Linked DNA regions of Homo sapiens: region 2 is linked to region 1. A link is a loop called in an ENCODE intact Hi-C map of the cell type or tissue named here. Cell type or tissue: IMR-90. All regions are shown on one strand.

Region 1 (8,000 bases):
CATAACTTCGGAGAAGAATCCAGCCAGAGACAGCCAGACTTTGGGGGAAAATTACCTACCTACCCCATCCCCTTATCAGTTCCCCTTCCCACTGAGAGCCACTTTCACTGACAACAAAATCCACGTTTACCATTTTTCAATTTGTTCGTGTGACCTCATTTTTCCTGGACACCAGACAAGAGCTTGGGAGCCACCAGTGTGGATACAAAAGGCTGTCACACTGGCCCTTTACCCTTGCTGGCAGAGGACAGCTGTGGGCCCACTGGGCTGTTAACACTTAAGCTATCTGCTGATGGCAGAGCTAAAAGAGTACTGTAACATGCCCTTTGTGGCTTCAGGAGTCACAGGCACCCTGCCTGGATCCTGCCATAGGCCTGCATATGAAGTTCACTCCTGCCAGCACCCAAAAGCACTGGCTCCAGCTGCTGCACCTGCTCACCTGCATGCTCCCTCCCATGAGAGGTGGAATGTAGCAGGTCTGAGTCAGTTGAATCTGATCCCACCAGTGCTGAAATGGCTGGCCAGTTCCAGCCGTTGTGAACTCCAGCTCCTGCCTTGTTCAGTCACACACTGTCTCCCTGGAGTTGACAGCAGTGGGCTGAGTAAATGAGGCACCCCTGTCATGAGTCCCACAAAGGGGTCAGGGAAATATCCTGCTTCAATATCATCTGATTCACTCACTATAATATTTTTCACAATGACGATTCTATTCTATTTTCAAAGTATGATTCTCACAGGTTTTGTTAAATGTGGTGAGCACATATCCTTAGAGGACCAATGCTTTCGTAGACTTTATGCATAGAAGTGGCACATAGCAATATATTTAGGTGTAATAGATAATATCCAATGAAAACATATGCATTATCATTTATTGAGCATTTCTGTGTGTCTCTCAATATTCTAAACATTTTGATGTGCTAATTCATGTAATCTTCAAACAATGCCATGAGGTAATATCAAATTTTTTTTGGACTTGTGAAGTCACTGAAACTTAGCAAAGGTATGAAACTTGTTCAAGGTCCACATGTGATAGTGATAGAGCCCAAGTTCCAACCTGTTTCACCTGATTGCAGAGCCCACACTGTTAAACATGCTAATATACTGTCTTTCATTGGCATCAAAAATTATGACTTGAAACAGCCTATTTGCAATTGAAGACATGTCAGGTTATCTACATAGATGTATTTGCCAGGTTTTAGGGTTCAGACTCAAGCCAAGAGTTGGATAACCCAGGGTCTTTGTGCTTTAGGGACCTCAAGGGGGGGATCTCATTTAATATATAAATATATATAAATATATAAAATAAATATAACAAAAAAAGCAAGGAGAGTGGTATTTTAATTATTCTTTAATTTGTTACAACTAAATGCTGTGCTTTCCAAAACTTCATCTGAAGATCAAAACATACTCCTTCGTTCCAGAAGTTCTAACCAATAAAAAAGATTCTCTTGGGAGTAGAACTTTAGGAAATGGTAACTGTGCTGCCCTATCATTTATAATATAAAAGTTTGGCAACATTGAACTAAGTTAAATGTACCTGTGATTTGAAGACAAAGCCTTTCAAAGTTTTAGAGATATAGAGACATGTATCAGCTATCTTTTGTTGTGTAACAAACCACCCACAATTTTGTGGCTTAAAAGAATAAAATTATTTAGCTCATGGTTCTGTGAGTTGGCAATTTAGGTTGGGCTCAGCAGATTAGTTCTGCCAGTCCCTGCTGGTCTCACTCATGTGTCTCTCAATCAGTACATTAGCTGGAGTTGTCTGGGACTGGCTGGGTTTATGATGACCTCAGCATGGATGGTTGGAATGAGTGCCGTCACTCTCCATATAGTTTTTCATCTTTCAGTAGACTAGACTGAGCTTGTTCTCATAGTGGTCACAAAGTTGCAGAAAGTCAGTCTCCAATGTGAAAGCATATTTCAAGCATGTGCTCAGGTCAAATTTGCTATTGTTCCATTGGCCAAAGCAAGTCACATGGCCAATCCTATGTGTGGGGCATGACCATCCTAAGATGTGGCTATAGGGAGGCATGAAAAAATTGGAAGTCAAAGCAATAATCTATTACAAGATATAAATCCAAAGGTACAGATTTCTAAAGATGGATATTTTTTAAATATCTTAAAATAAAATTTTGATTACGCAAAACCAAATAATTTTAAATAATTATAAAGTATCAAATTTTGTAAGAAAACCAATGTTTTTCTACAGGGAACCATCTGATAAGTTTGAATTTTAAAAGATAGATACAAATGATAGAATATCATTATCAAGAATAAACTAAATGGGAGACATCTGTGAGAATAAAAATTTTTAAAAATAGAGGTTTGAAAAATGTATCAAGACAAACAGTGTTGTTTATTATCAGACAATCTTTTTGTGGTATTTTTTCATTCTTCATGTATGTTCTGAGCAAGGAAGAAGTGATAGGCCAAAGCTTGGAGCAGTTAGTGTTATGTTAGCAGATGGTCAGGAAAAGCAGAACTATTCCCTTTCTGTCGTGCTTCCATTTTCGCCATTAAAAAGAAAGAACTTTAAGCTGGAAAGGTTGGAATAAATGTGATTGAATAAAAAATGAACCCATATTTGCTGAAGAGTTGGTTTAGTGCTCAGATAACTACATGGGATAGTGATAGCAATTGCAGATGTGACTGTAGAATTTTTATTTGAAAACATATGTGACATAAATATGTGGAACAAGAATTTCCAAAAGATCAATGGTGACCATTTATAAAGCTGATATTCAAAAGGTCATGTATTCTACAGTCATTTCAATTTCAGAAATTTTACACTACCAAGTTTATCAGTCCTTTCTTGATTTTAGGAGAGAGTCATTTGGTCATTAATTCTCATTAATTTAATCAATATTAAGCAGTGGATGTAACAATGAATGTCTGTCTAGGGAAATTCCCATTTACTTAGGGAGACAGAAATGCAAATAAGCCACTATATTGCCCATGAAAGAATGCTGAGACCGGGCGCGGTGGCTCATGCCTGTAATCCCAGCCGAGGCGAGTGGATCACAAGGTCAGGAGATCGAGACCATCCTGGCTAACACGGTGAAACCCCGTCTCTACTAAAAGTACAAAAAATTAGCCGGGCGTCGTGGCGGGCGCCTGTAGTCCCAACTACTCGGGAGGCTGAGGCAGGAGAATGGCGGGAACCCGGGAGGCGGAGCTTGCAGTGAGCAGAGATCGCCCCACTGCACTCCAGCCTGGGCAACAGAGTGAGACTCCGTCTCAAAAAAAAAAAAAAAAAAAAAAAAAAAAGAATGCTGAAAGGAAGACATAGCATCTTGAAGGATGAGAAGGATTTGGCGAGGTGGGAGGTTGGTGGGTCAGAATGTGAAGGAAATAGAACTAGAGTGTACACAGAGAAAGCAGCTTGTAAAGAGATTCGGGTTACAGAGATCACTCGGATGCATCAATGTGGCTAGATATTAGGGAGGGATGAGGGAACTGTAGGAGACAAACCAAAAGCATATTTAATTTAAAGGCAGCAGAAGCATTTAATAAAAAGCATTATTTGCTAGTTATACATTTATTCCAAAGGAAAAGGGAAACTATACAACACGTTAATTTCCAGTATAGGTCTATTTCTGAGTTTCTAATGTGTTATATTGATCAATGCGTTCATATCTAAACAGATGATTAAACAAATCCCCAGAAAAGAAAGGCTCACTGGAACCCATCATGGTTCTTAGGGCATGTTTATAATTCTTTCTGCTAAAATTTCAGGTATAAAATTTGTAAATATGAGACAAACGGCCACTTGATTTTGGTAATAAATTTGACAAGAACTCACACTATCTTAGTAGACAAGATTAAGGCTAGGTAATTATATAGTTGGGTAGATGTATTGTGACTGGACAATTTATTAGAATCAGCCTTTTTGGTATCCATACTTAATCTTTTACCTTGTTGTTTTAATCAATAACTTGGATGAAGACACATGATTATAAATGTTTAAGTCATGCAAGCAATAGATAGTACATTGGAAAATCAGGTTCAAAGAACTGTGTTATGCTCTAAATAACAAGCTAAAATCGGAGATGAAAGTCCAAGATTTTGGTTACAATTTTTGATATGTCAACTAAATGTAATATGAGGATTCTATTTGGATCCTGATTTGACTAAACCAATTCTGAAAATAAATATTTAAGACAATACTGGAAAATTAAATATAGACTTGGCGTTAGATAATACTAACAAAATATTACAAATTTTTAAAGTATGATAGTGGGCCTTTCGGTTACATTTAAAAATAGTTCTTTCCGGGAACAGTGACTCATGCCTATAATCCTAGCATTTTGGGAGGCCAACGCGTTGGATTGCTTTAGCCCAGGCATTTGAGATCAGGCTGGGCAACAAAGTGAGATCTATCTACAAAAAATTTTTTTAAAAATTAGCCAGGTGTAGTGGTTTGCACCTGTACTCCCAGCTACTGAGAAGTCTGAGGCGGGAGGATCCCGTGAGCTCAGGAGTTTAAGATTGCAGTGAGCTAGGATCCTACCACTGCACTTCAGCCTGGGTGACAGAGCAAGACCTTGTCTCAAAAAATGAAATGGTTTTTATCTTCTAGCAATACATGAATATTTACAGGTAAATTATATGACTATGGTATTTGCTTTAAAATAGTACAGGAACAAACAAAAAAACATGGGAGGTAGATGGATGAAATACGTACACACAAAAAAAGATAATGTTGAATCTGAGTGATGGGGATGGTAGGGGAAATTAAGTTCCTGTTCTGGGGGCTGAATACTACCTACCCTTACCTCTGCCTCATGAATGGGATTAGTGTCCTTACAAAAGAGGTTCGAGGGAGCCCTTTTGCCCTTCCCCTTTTGCCTTTCAGCAAGGAGACGCTCACTGTGGATGGTATCCATCCAGAAAAGTGACTAGGCTACTTGCTTTCCAACCTCCTCTTCTCTAGAGGTGCAACCAAACTTCTATTTAGCCTGCCCTGTACAGGCCAGTGGTCTCCAGTTTTGATGATGTGTGTGTGCACATGGAGGTGTTGAGGGAGAAGGAGGGTCAGACAGGGATTAGAGCAGAGAAACAGACCAGTTTCTCATGTAGACTATTGATTACTTCAGCCGTGCAGGACACCTCCTTGTACAGCATGATCTGCTGTCCTGTTGACAAAATTATAAAACAAGCTCCTCCCTCTCTGTATTCTCGTCATGGGGATATTTCATGTGGGCAGTTGCAAGCCTTCTGGGACTACGTCTTTAGAAGTACTTACGCTTAATCCAGGTAACCAGCTGTCAAGGAGCGTACCTATCTGGCTGAATAACTCTCCATTTTATCATCTGTGATGATGTTTCTCAGGAGTCTTTAGGTAAAAGGAGCTACATGCTCATATTAATGTTTTCAAATAATGAGGTACTAATTTTATAAATAAGTGGCTCTGCTTCAGAAAAGTCAGCTACAGCTTACACCCTATAAAATAATCAAAAAAGGACAAGAACAGTCACAGTATTAAAGGAAGAGGCATAAATGTAGAGGAAGCAAGTGTAAGTGTGCTAAGGTAAGACAGAAAATATGTCGATGGTAGGGAAACCTAAAGGCAAGGTAGAGAAGTTTTCTGAAAATTACGGCTGAGAAACAAGCTTGGTAATTAAACCAACACTTAGTCAACTTATCTAATTATTGTGACATATAGCCAGATTCAGAACTGTTTTTAAAAATCAAGTTGTACATTTTGTAAATTCCTCTACAAATCAATAGGTAGGATCACACAGCAGAAAGCCCATCTAATCCAATGAAGGGGAAACTGGGGAATGGAGAGGTGAAGTGATAAAGTCACACAGTTAATTAGAGTAAAGACACAAATTAGGATCCAGATCTTTAAACTATTGATTATGTTTTTTCCCCAAACAGATTAATACAGACAAATAGCCACCTACAGAACTTCAAAGTTCTAGAAAGCCAGTAAGGCTTATCTCTTAGCTAATGGTGTTTGGAGTTCCATTTCATAGTTTCAGCCTATGGAGGACACTGGTAGGAGACTGCAACGTGGTTGAAAGAAGAGATAAAGATAATTCCACTTTCTCTTTCTTTGCCTTGAGTTGTCTCTTCAACAGAAGCTGATTGGTTTCAACTCTGGTCAGACAGACTCCACGATGGTTACAGCTCCTACCAGGGGGCTGAGGCTTCTGCAAGGTGGTCAAGTCCAGTGGCACTGCCCCCTGCCTTTGTCTCACCTCCCCAGACAATGGAAGCATCTTTTTGCAGTTGCTATTCTGAGATGTCTTACCGTCTTCCTTTGTTTTTTCAGTTCTTCTAGCACTCTCATTATTAGGTGTTCATAGTAAATTCCTTTCATTAAACTGCTCAGAATAGATTCTATTTTCTGGCTGAACCCTGCTACTCAAACCCTTCGCAAGTCCCAAAGTGTAAAGAAATTGATCTACCTTATGATCAATTTCATCAGAGTTACACACAAAGGAAACAAAATTTCATTTCCAAAATCTAAAAACAGTTGTCTTGACTAAGGTCTCAAAGAGGATGCAAAGGGATGAGGACACATTGCCTAGCATGCAACAAATTTTTTCTATAGTTTGTGACATTCACTTGCTCCCTCAAAACCTGTGTTGATTATGCTACCATCTTAAAGTTGAATGAAAAAGGTTTCCAAATACAATGACAAAACAAACTAAAAATCTATTATTTTATTGAGATTCATTGATGTTAAAGATTACATTTATATTTTCAACTGCAAAATAATTATAATTTGCAGTGAATAACAACCCTCAATGAATCAATTTCAAATATTTGGTCTCAAAATAAGTAATGATACAATAAAATTATTTACTTTTTATTAATAAAAAAGAAAAAAATGCTGGGATAAAACATAAAGATGGTAGATTTCAATCCCAATATACCAGTAATTACATTAAGAGGCTAAATATTCTAAATAATGATTTGTGTTGTTGGACTGTATAAATAAAACTTACCATATGCTGCTTTTAAAAGACATAATCATCAGAATCGAATAAATCTTGTAAAACATGTAGGTGCTCTACACTAAAATCTAGAAAACTTTATTGAGATAATTACCTAAGACCTACATTAATATATAGACACACCATATTCAATAATGAAAAATAATCTATATGATAGAGATGTCAATGCCCTCTAATCTGGAGAATGCTGCATGTTCTAATGTTGGCAAATAACTAGTGAGCTCGCTGTCAGGTCACCTCTGACCTGGTGGCACAGAACTCTAGCTATGGACGAATCTAAAGTCTTGAAATGCATGGTTTAGAAGTCTTTATAAAGTACCCTTTCTGGGGAAAAAGTAGGCAACTGAGAACAGAAAAGTGTCTTAGAAGGAAAAAAAAAAAACCCAACTGGCAGAAATTGGGACTTATAGAACAAATGGGTACAACAGAATCTGAATGTACCTCAACCCTTCTACTCCCCCACAAATGCCACATATTAAAGAAAACGCACCTCACTGCCCTGACAGAAGAGGGCGCTCATTTTTTGTTTGTTTGTTTATTTGTTTTTGAGATAGAGTCTCGCTCTGTTGCCCAGACTGGAGTGCAGTGGCGCTATCTCAGCTCACTGCAACCTCCACTTCCTGGTTTCAAGGGATTCTTCTGCCTCAGCCTGTCATGTAGCTGGGACTACAGGCACATGCCACCATGCCCAGCTAATTTTTGTAGTTTTAGTAGAGACAGGATTTTGCCATGTTGGCCAGGCTGATCTCAAACTCCTAACCTCAAGTGATACACCCGCCTCAGCCTCCCAAAGTGCTGGGATTACAGACGTGAGCTACCGTGCCCAGCTGAGGGCACTCTTACACTAAGAAACCTGTGAGCCATCCAAACCCTTTGCTGTTTTTTTTAATTGATGATCCAGTTAAATCCAGACATTTAAAGACAAGATAGGCAACATCCATATAAAGCAATTATAACAAGAACAAAGAAAATGGGAATTGTTCTTACCTGATGACCATGATCTAAAAAAAGAAACAGCAGAATAAAACT
Region 2 (8,000 bases), 60 kb after region 1:
ATTTACTATAGTCAATTATTAGGTACATTGTAAAACACATATCAAAAATAATAAAGGTTGGGACAAAAAAAAAACAAATCTTCATGGAAGTTCAAGTTAAACATTTTTCTCCTAAAGGTGCATATACTCTGACTTTGGAGATTCTTACCCTAGATCTGGAGCAGCAAACTTTTTCTGGGAAGATCCAAAGAGTTAATATTTTTAGCTTTCAGTCTCTGTTGCAAGTATACAACTCTGACTTTATAGTATGAAACCAGGCATAAGCAATAGGTTTAAAAATGAGCATGGCTGTATTTCAGAAAACTTTATAAAAACAAGTAGTGAGCCAGACTTGGACCAAGAGCCATTGTTTGCTGATTTCTGCTCTAGATTTTAGGGAAAATTGCAAATCCCATATTCACTCTCCTAGGGAATGTGAATTGCAGCATAAGAAGCCAGAGAAATATAAAAATCCCAATTTCCTATTTTGTTGTTGTTGTTGTTTGTTTGAGATGGAGTCCCATGCTGTCACCCAGGCTGGAGTGCAGTGGCCCAATTTCGGCTCACTGCAACTTCTGCCTCCCAGGTTCAAGGGATTCTCTTGCCTCAGTCACTGAGTATCTGGGATTACAGAGGCATACCACCACTCCCAGCTAATTTTTGTATTTCCAGTAGACACATGGTTTCACCATGTTGCCCAAGCTGATCTTGAACTCCTAACTTCAAGTGATCCACCCCCTCGGCCTCCCAAAGTGCTGGGATTACAGGTGTGAGCCACTGCACCCAGCCCCCACCCTTTTTTTTTTTTTCAATGGAGTACAAACAAACTTACTTTATGGATGAGGAAACTAAGGCCCAAAGAGATGACCTTCCCAATCATCCCAGCAAAGAAATATTGCTGTATATAATTGCAATTCATGCTTACTAACTAAATCTTATACTTGGTCATAAAACCATCACATTTAGTAACAACCAATTAAATTATTTTATTAATAAAGAAAACCCTGCCTCAGCAAATTATGATTTCCTATAGTTTTTTTTTCCTCAGGTTTTTCATTATTTCACTCAGAAAATATTGCATTTAGGGTTAAGAAAGATTAGCAGAATCACTTCTAACTAATTCAGTGAATAAAAAACTTAAAAAGATGGATTTTAAAAAACCCAGTCATTTGTTTTCAGGAAAGCCTCAAAAATTGACAAGAATTCAAATTACAAATGGAAAATATTCTCAAGAGTTTCATTTTAGTAACTGTACCTGGTGTTAATGATCCACATAGGTGTTGCTTAAAAATGAATGATCAATTTTTGCAAACAACATGCTTGCCAACAGAATGCGGAGGGCTTTCACACACACTGCTCTTAAGTCATGGTTAATTCATAGCCAAGGACACAACTAATGTGAGCAGTAAATAACATCTTGCCATGCAGGTCAGCAGATCAAGAAGGATGTTGTTACCCTGAAAGGGCTCAAGGACATCAGCTAGTGCCTCTTTATTTGTTCTGCTTCTGCATCTAGGACACAGCCTAGCACGGTATGGAGAGTTGACATTCGTGGAATGAATGAATGAACAGATGAAAATATGGGACTGCTGAAGAGGACTGAATTCTCTACAGAGATGTCTTAAAGTTGTTCTCATTGCTTTTACTTTTTAAATTTCTTCTATTTCATTGAGACTATTGAAGACAAAGCTGAGGAAGAATCTTGGGGAATGAATCTTTTGAATAGTGATCTGGTTCAACAGAAAAGGAACTGAAAGAGATAAAAAATTATTAGGCCAACATTCTATATCTTCTGGTAAAGAGTTTACAAATAAATAAAATTTACAAATGTTTTTTCACATTTTATAGTATCCTTTTAAAAACCCAAATTCGTTGTAAGAATCTGTCCAGACAAGAGAAGATTTCCAAATTTACTCTATCTTTAAAATGAAAACTATGCGACTTTGCTTTGCAACCCTATATAGCAAATTCCATGGGGATGGGAAAATAGAATTTATGAGGGATCCATCTCCAAACAGCTTATAGACATTCCTACTAAGGTGCCACCTTCCCATCCTTTGTCACCCAAGAAAATTCCTCAATGAGAACTGATTTTGAGTGGTTGGGAAGAGGAAAGGATTCCTCTTTCCTACCCCCAATCCCTCTACTTACTGGTAGTTTGTTAAAATTCCTTTTAACAAAGGACCAAAATTTTTGTTCCATAAAAATACTTAAAATGCAAATAACTCTGCAAGTGGGGGAAAAAAAAAAAAAAGAAAAACAAAGCTGTTGACTTAGATTCACACTAAGGGGTAAATAGCTTATCAGATCTTTTCCAGAGAGTAGGTTCTGATGGCTACAGGCTCCATGGAGAGAAAAAGGCACTGGGGAAAAGTAGAACAAGTGTTGCCTAATTTACATTTTTGCTTGAGGCTGGCCCTGTTTCTGAATTTAGTGCCTCTACCTGATCAATCCCCAGAGACTTGTTCCTATCATGTCTCCAGCTGCCATTCGCCTTCCTCCATCACCTGTGCCTCCCCTCCTCCTCTACCTGCCTGTTTTTATGCCACCAGCAGTCATTCAATTAAATGCAATTTCAGTTTTTCCCTGTCTGTCTCAACAAAGCCACTCCATATGGGATCAAATGCTAGATAAGAATCTTTTGAGATAACCGTGACCCAGCTGATTAGTAAAGGACTTCGGTCTTCCCTAAGATGGTGTATCACTGGTCAGCTCCTGAGATAGCAGCAGGAGGTTTATTGGAGAGTATGCTCAGAATCAGCACCCCTGAGAGACAGAGGGAAGTCATTGAGGGCAGGGAGAGAAGCTGAGCTACAGTATAGTTGCAGCAAAGGTCTCAGCCAATCCAACCTGGAGATCTAGAGCTGAGAGGGCCCTTCAGAGTTGTTCTGAATTGAGGCAGGAGAGCTGCACCTTTATAACCCTGCACTGACCAGCCACTGAATGTAGTTTGTGCCTGAAAAATGGGTATGATCTTGGGGCAAGACACTCTCTTCAGCCAAGCACAAATCCCAAAGAGGACAATCAGCTAAGGGGCATCAGCCATTAGCACTTCCAGCAGCTGGGAAAATAAGTGCCTCTTTCCTAGAGGGGGATCTTAGGTATCATGATATCCACTAAAATAAAGTTACTGTTCTTTTTAAGTGCAGGCTTTAAATTGGGGCTTAAAAGCAAAAATCACTCATTATTTTGTTAGAAACTTTACCAAGATCTCTTCTTCCTTGCAGAAAAACATGTCACCCATAGTAATGCACCCATGGCTTCCAAGTTGCCAATTCAACACACATGGATTAATCTGCATTTGCAACTGTCACATTCATGATAATTCATGCAGACTTCTGTCTGCTTCATTGTAAGTGTAGTCAGACACATGAATTAAAATATTTGGGATGGACACAGTGGCTCACGCCTGTAATCCTAGCACTTTGGGAGGCCGAGGCGGGCAGATCACGAGGTCAAGAGATCGAGACCATCCCAACCAACGTGGTGAAACCCTGTCTCTACTAAAAATACAAAAATTAGCCGGGCATGGTGGCACGCACCTGTAGTCTCAGCTACTTGGGAGCCTGAAGCAGGAGAATTCCTTGAATCTGGGAGGCGGAGGTTGCAGTGAGCCGAGATCACACCACTGCACTGCAGCCTGCCATAGAGCGAGACTCCGTCTCAAAAAATAATAATAAAATGAAATAAAATACATCTGAAATTTATATTATTATAAATTATTTTTCTATTCTCTTTAACATTGCAGTTAAGAATATGTGTATAGTAATATTTATACAAATTTTATTTCAGGAAAGTAAGGGAAACACGGCAAAATATTTTGTATGAAAAGAGATCATTAGATCTGAAAATGTAATTTAGGATGGAAGCTTGCCTTAGAGTAATTCTAAACCCTAGCTGCCACTTAAAAACACTTACGAAGCTATAAAATATCCTGATGCCCAGGTCATATGCAAGACCAAGTGAATCAGAACTTCTGGAGGCAAAACCGAGACATTATTATTTTTGAAACTCTTCAAGGAATTGCAATGAATAGATAAGATTGAAAAATCCATGTCCTGGGGCAGTGATTCTCAAAATTAAACGTGCATCACAAGCACCTTGTGATTGATCAGGCGCAGATAGCTGGGACCCACCTCCACAGCTTCTGATTCAATAGCTCTGGGATAGGGCTGAGAATTTTTCTTTCTAATCAGTTCCTGAGTGACGCTGATGCTGCTGGTCCAGGACCACCCTTTGAGAGGCAGGGTTCTAGAGGCTTTGCCTGCCTGAGCAGAGTCCCCTCGCCACATTTAGCAGCTTTTCCTTGTCCCTGGTATCACCCATAAAACATTTTGGAAAATCTTCCCCTTTGTCAGTTTTTGGAAAGACCCTTTCCCCTCTATGCAGCTATTTCCAAATGCCACATTTTTCTACCCTCTAAGGAGGAACCACCAGCCGTCAGGAAAGATAACCTCTAACTTCTTCCATAATTTTTTCATCTCCTTTTGTTTTGGATTTATTTGTCATTATAGACATGGTTTTACAAATTACAGAACTAAAAACACTCCTTCAAAACAACAACTTAATTGCTTTTGTTGTACAGTTCAATCCTAACATTTATGCTGTTGAGAACCAAATGCACTCACCGATGTCTTTTCACACTTGCTTTTTATCCTGAGATGGGCCAGATACAGCTGCTCTTCTCTATTATATAGCATTTTGCTGCCAGGTTCTAGAAGTACATTTGTTTTAACTCAAATCAAGCAAAGGCCATAAATAACACAAAGATGGGCAGGAGTAATTTGGCCACAACCCTCTCTTAGTTCCTCCTAAAATCAGAGTATTTCCCAGGAGGATTTAAGATAGGATTTGTTTATCCCCTACTTCCTGCAGTTGCTTCAGTGAGACAGAGAGGTTTCTGAAACTCCTATGAAGTCTCATACCTCAACCTCAAGCACTAAAGCTGATAAGGAAGTTGGGCGATTCAGATAAAAATTAACTTTCCCTTTTAAGAGAGGCTGAGGGAAAAACGGACAAAAAGTCCTCATTTTCTTTAGCAAAAGAAAAATAGTCACACAATTTTTCAGCTTGGCCAAGATTAATAACTCGTAATCTGAAGATATTGGCTTCTGTTGAAGTGAATATCAAGATTTATTGACCTGTGAAGTAAATATTAACAGAGGTGAAACTGAGGTTAATAACAAACCTCAGGGGATAATACATCTTCATATTTGCTAGTATAAAAAGTCAGCCCATATATTGCTCATGCATACATTCAAAAACCTCTTTAACCAAAAAGCTCTGGAAATCTCTTTGCTGTGACAGATTGCTTAAATATATGGCCGAATTTCTATTTGTATTAACATTCTCTGGCTGTACTAAGGCAGCCAGAAAAGCAAAACATTAATAGCTTCTTCTGAGGATCATCAGCAGCCAATCAAAAGGCAGTTGTTTATTTGCATATGAGACCTGATTGGAAGAGACTGATCCTAATCAGTATCTGATTCCCCTCAATCTCACTGATGTAGGCAGTATATTGATGTGATTACACTAGTATTCAGCCACCTAATAAGCCCATCTTTTCTCCACATACAAAATAAAATACTCTAAACTACGATTTTATACACATTGAAATAAATATGCTCATTGTCACCAGTGACAAATTTTATAAACGAATGTTAAGAAATTTTATTTTTTAAAGAATAAGAAGGCCAGGCGCAGTGGCTCACGCCTGTAATCCCAGCACTTTGGGAGGCCGAGATGGGCCGATCACAAGATCAGGAGATAGAGACCATCCTGGCCAATATGGTGAAACCCCGTCTGTACTAAAAATACAAAAAATTAGCTGGGTGTGGTGGCATGTGCCTGTAATCCCAGCTACTCGGGAGGCTGAAGCAGGAGAATCGCTTGAACCCGGGAGGCGGAGATTGCAATGAGCCCAGATCGGGCCAGTGCACTCCAGCCTGGCAACAGAGCGAGACTCTGTCTCAAAAAAAAAAAAAAAAAAGAATAAGAAATATGTTTCTTATTTCATACCTGAACAAAGGTATGAAAGGTATGAGATTTCTGGGCATTGGTGCCAGAGGAGCTGTTGGAATTCTAGTTCTAAGACTTTCTTTCTCTGTGACATCAGGCAAGTCACTTCACTGCTCTGTTCCTGAGTTTCCTCCATTGGAAAATGAAGATAACAATAGCACTTACCTCATAGGCTTGTTGCGTAGATTAAAGGAGTTAGGACATTCAAAGTGCCTTAGAGTGTGCTCAGAGCATACTAATGAATATATATTTGTTTGTTTGTTTTTTAAGTTATAGAGAAAAGGGTCTTTGAAGATCCTGTGGCCCCACAGTCTCAAATATTTGTGGGCATCTGTCCCTTAGTGTTCTCGTGGTTAGCCTTAACCATTGACTGTAAAGTGTTGATATTACTGATGTTTATTTAAATTTAAATTTAGTTGCCAACATTTAAAATTCAGGGGAATTCCATGTAAAATAATAAGAATGCACAGCTTTTCTCACAAAAATTTCAGAAGACACAACCACAGTTGGACTCGTATTCTCAGCGGCCAAGGAACAGGTGGCACTAAGGGGCAGCTGCCTGCTGCAGAGGGTGAGTGACTTTATTTTCACAGGTGTGAGCATGCTCTTTGCCAGTCTCTACCATTCTCCATTACTCCCTATACTGAGGCTGAGGGTCAACAGCCAAGTATTATCCCATTAACGCTGTTACTCTTCTTGTAGTAGAACAAAAAGTGAAGAGAAATTTATCCTCATACCCATGTCTCTTTCAAAAAGAGAAACAGAAACAAAGACAGAGAGGCCCATGCTTCAAGAAAGATGTGAGCCAGACATGCTTGTTTAGACCATAAAGAGGATTTCTGAGTTTAATATACCAACAAAGTGCATCTGTAGAGAGAAGAATACAACTTAAGCCTCCATTAGGAAAACAAACCATGAGAAGAACCATGACTGGTATGTGGAAAAGATGCCTGATGAAAAGCTTAATGATCTGTAAAAGAGACTGGAATTTTAACACAGTTGATTTTGTGAATGTGAAACAAGTGAGTGGTGGTGCTGTGATATGCAGTGATGTACATTTTATACATTTACGTCACCTGCTCCCTGCATGTAGGTATTTGTATTTCTGATCCCTAATCTAAACTAAAGTATTATTATATAGATGAAGAAACTAAAGCCAGAGAAGTTAAGGGAGTTGACTAATTGTAGCATACTAATTAGAGGCAGAGGTGACATTTAACCTGGGTCCCTTGGCTTCATTCCATGTCCTTTCTATTACTCAAATACAAATACAAATAGCTTCCACTGTGACTTCATGATGATACTCACTTTGATGATACTCAAAGTGAATACACACCCTCAGGTGAATTGAATCTCACCCTTCACATCTTATGAGACCATAGAAGGATTTAAATTCTCTCAGCCTTAACTCTCCAGTTAGAAAACACTAATCCTAGTGCTAGAATTATAATTGTTCAAAATGTTTTCAAGCTGGAATAAAATATTTGATCTACTGGTTCCTGTGTCAACAGACCACTATAATCAAAGTATGAACACTTACCCAAGTCCTTTATTGGCAGAATAAAAATATTAAGAGTGGAAATATAAAACAAACGCTTAAACAGTAAATATGACATCTCATCTGTTGCCAGAGATTTCTTCACTTTCTTGTCTCAATACAGTAGAAAAAATTTTCATTTCTTTTGAAGAAAATGCAGCATTGTTCGATATCTTACTTAATCTTAGCCAACTCTCGGATTCACTCTGATTTTATTGTATTATCTCATTCTCCCAATTCTGTGAGCCCACTGGTCAGACACCTTTAGAAAGACGGCATGAGACATGACTAGAAATATAAAATAAAAGCTGGGAAACACCTTAAAAACCACCATGAAACTATGGCTTCTCATACAGACTGACATGCAATTTATTAAAAAGAAAGGCAACAATATTAATATCTATGATCACTTGCCCAAATGCTTTTGTTTTCTATGCCTTTGCTGCTCCTCCTTCAGCCAATGGCT

What was found. Peaks named below come from ENCODE experiments on the same cell type or tissue, not always from the same donor. Only the 100,000 strongest peaks of a DNase experiment are listed, where the experiment ranks them.
Region 2: a loop joins it to region 1, with 2.8 times the contacts of the local background. A loop is called at or near these places in 2 of 110 quality-filtered maps.

The regions. Positions count from the first base shown.
Region 1 is chr3:30,920,663-30,928,662 of GRCh38, forward strand. No RefSeq gene overlaps it. Among named protein-coding and RNA genes, the nearest start is that of GADL1, 30 kb to the left of the region's middle. In IMR-90, no CTCF peak of the experiment used is centred here; no DNase peak of the experiment used is centred here; H3K27ac peaks cover 205 bases.
Region 2 is chr3:30,980,197-30,988,196 of GRCh38, forward strand. No RefSeq gene overlaps it. Among named protein-coding and RNA genes, the nearest start is that of GADL1, 90 kb to the left of the region's middle. In IMR-90, no CTCF peak of the experiment used is centred here; no DNase peak of the experiment used is centred here.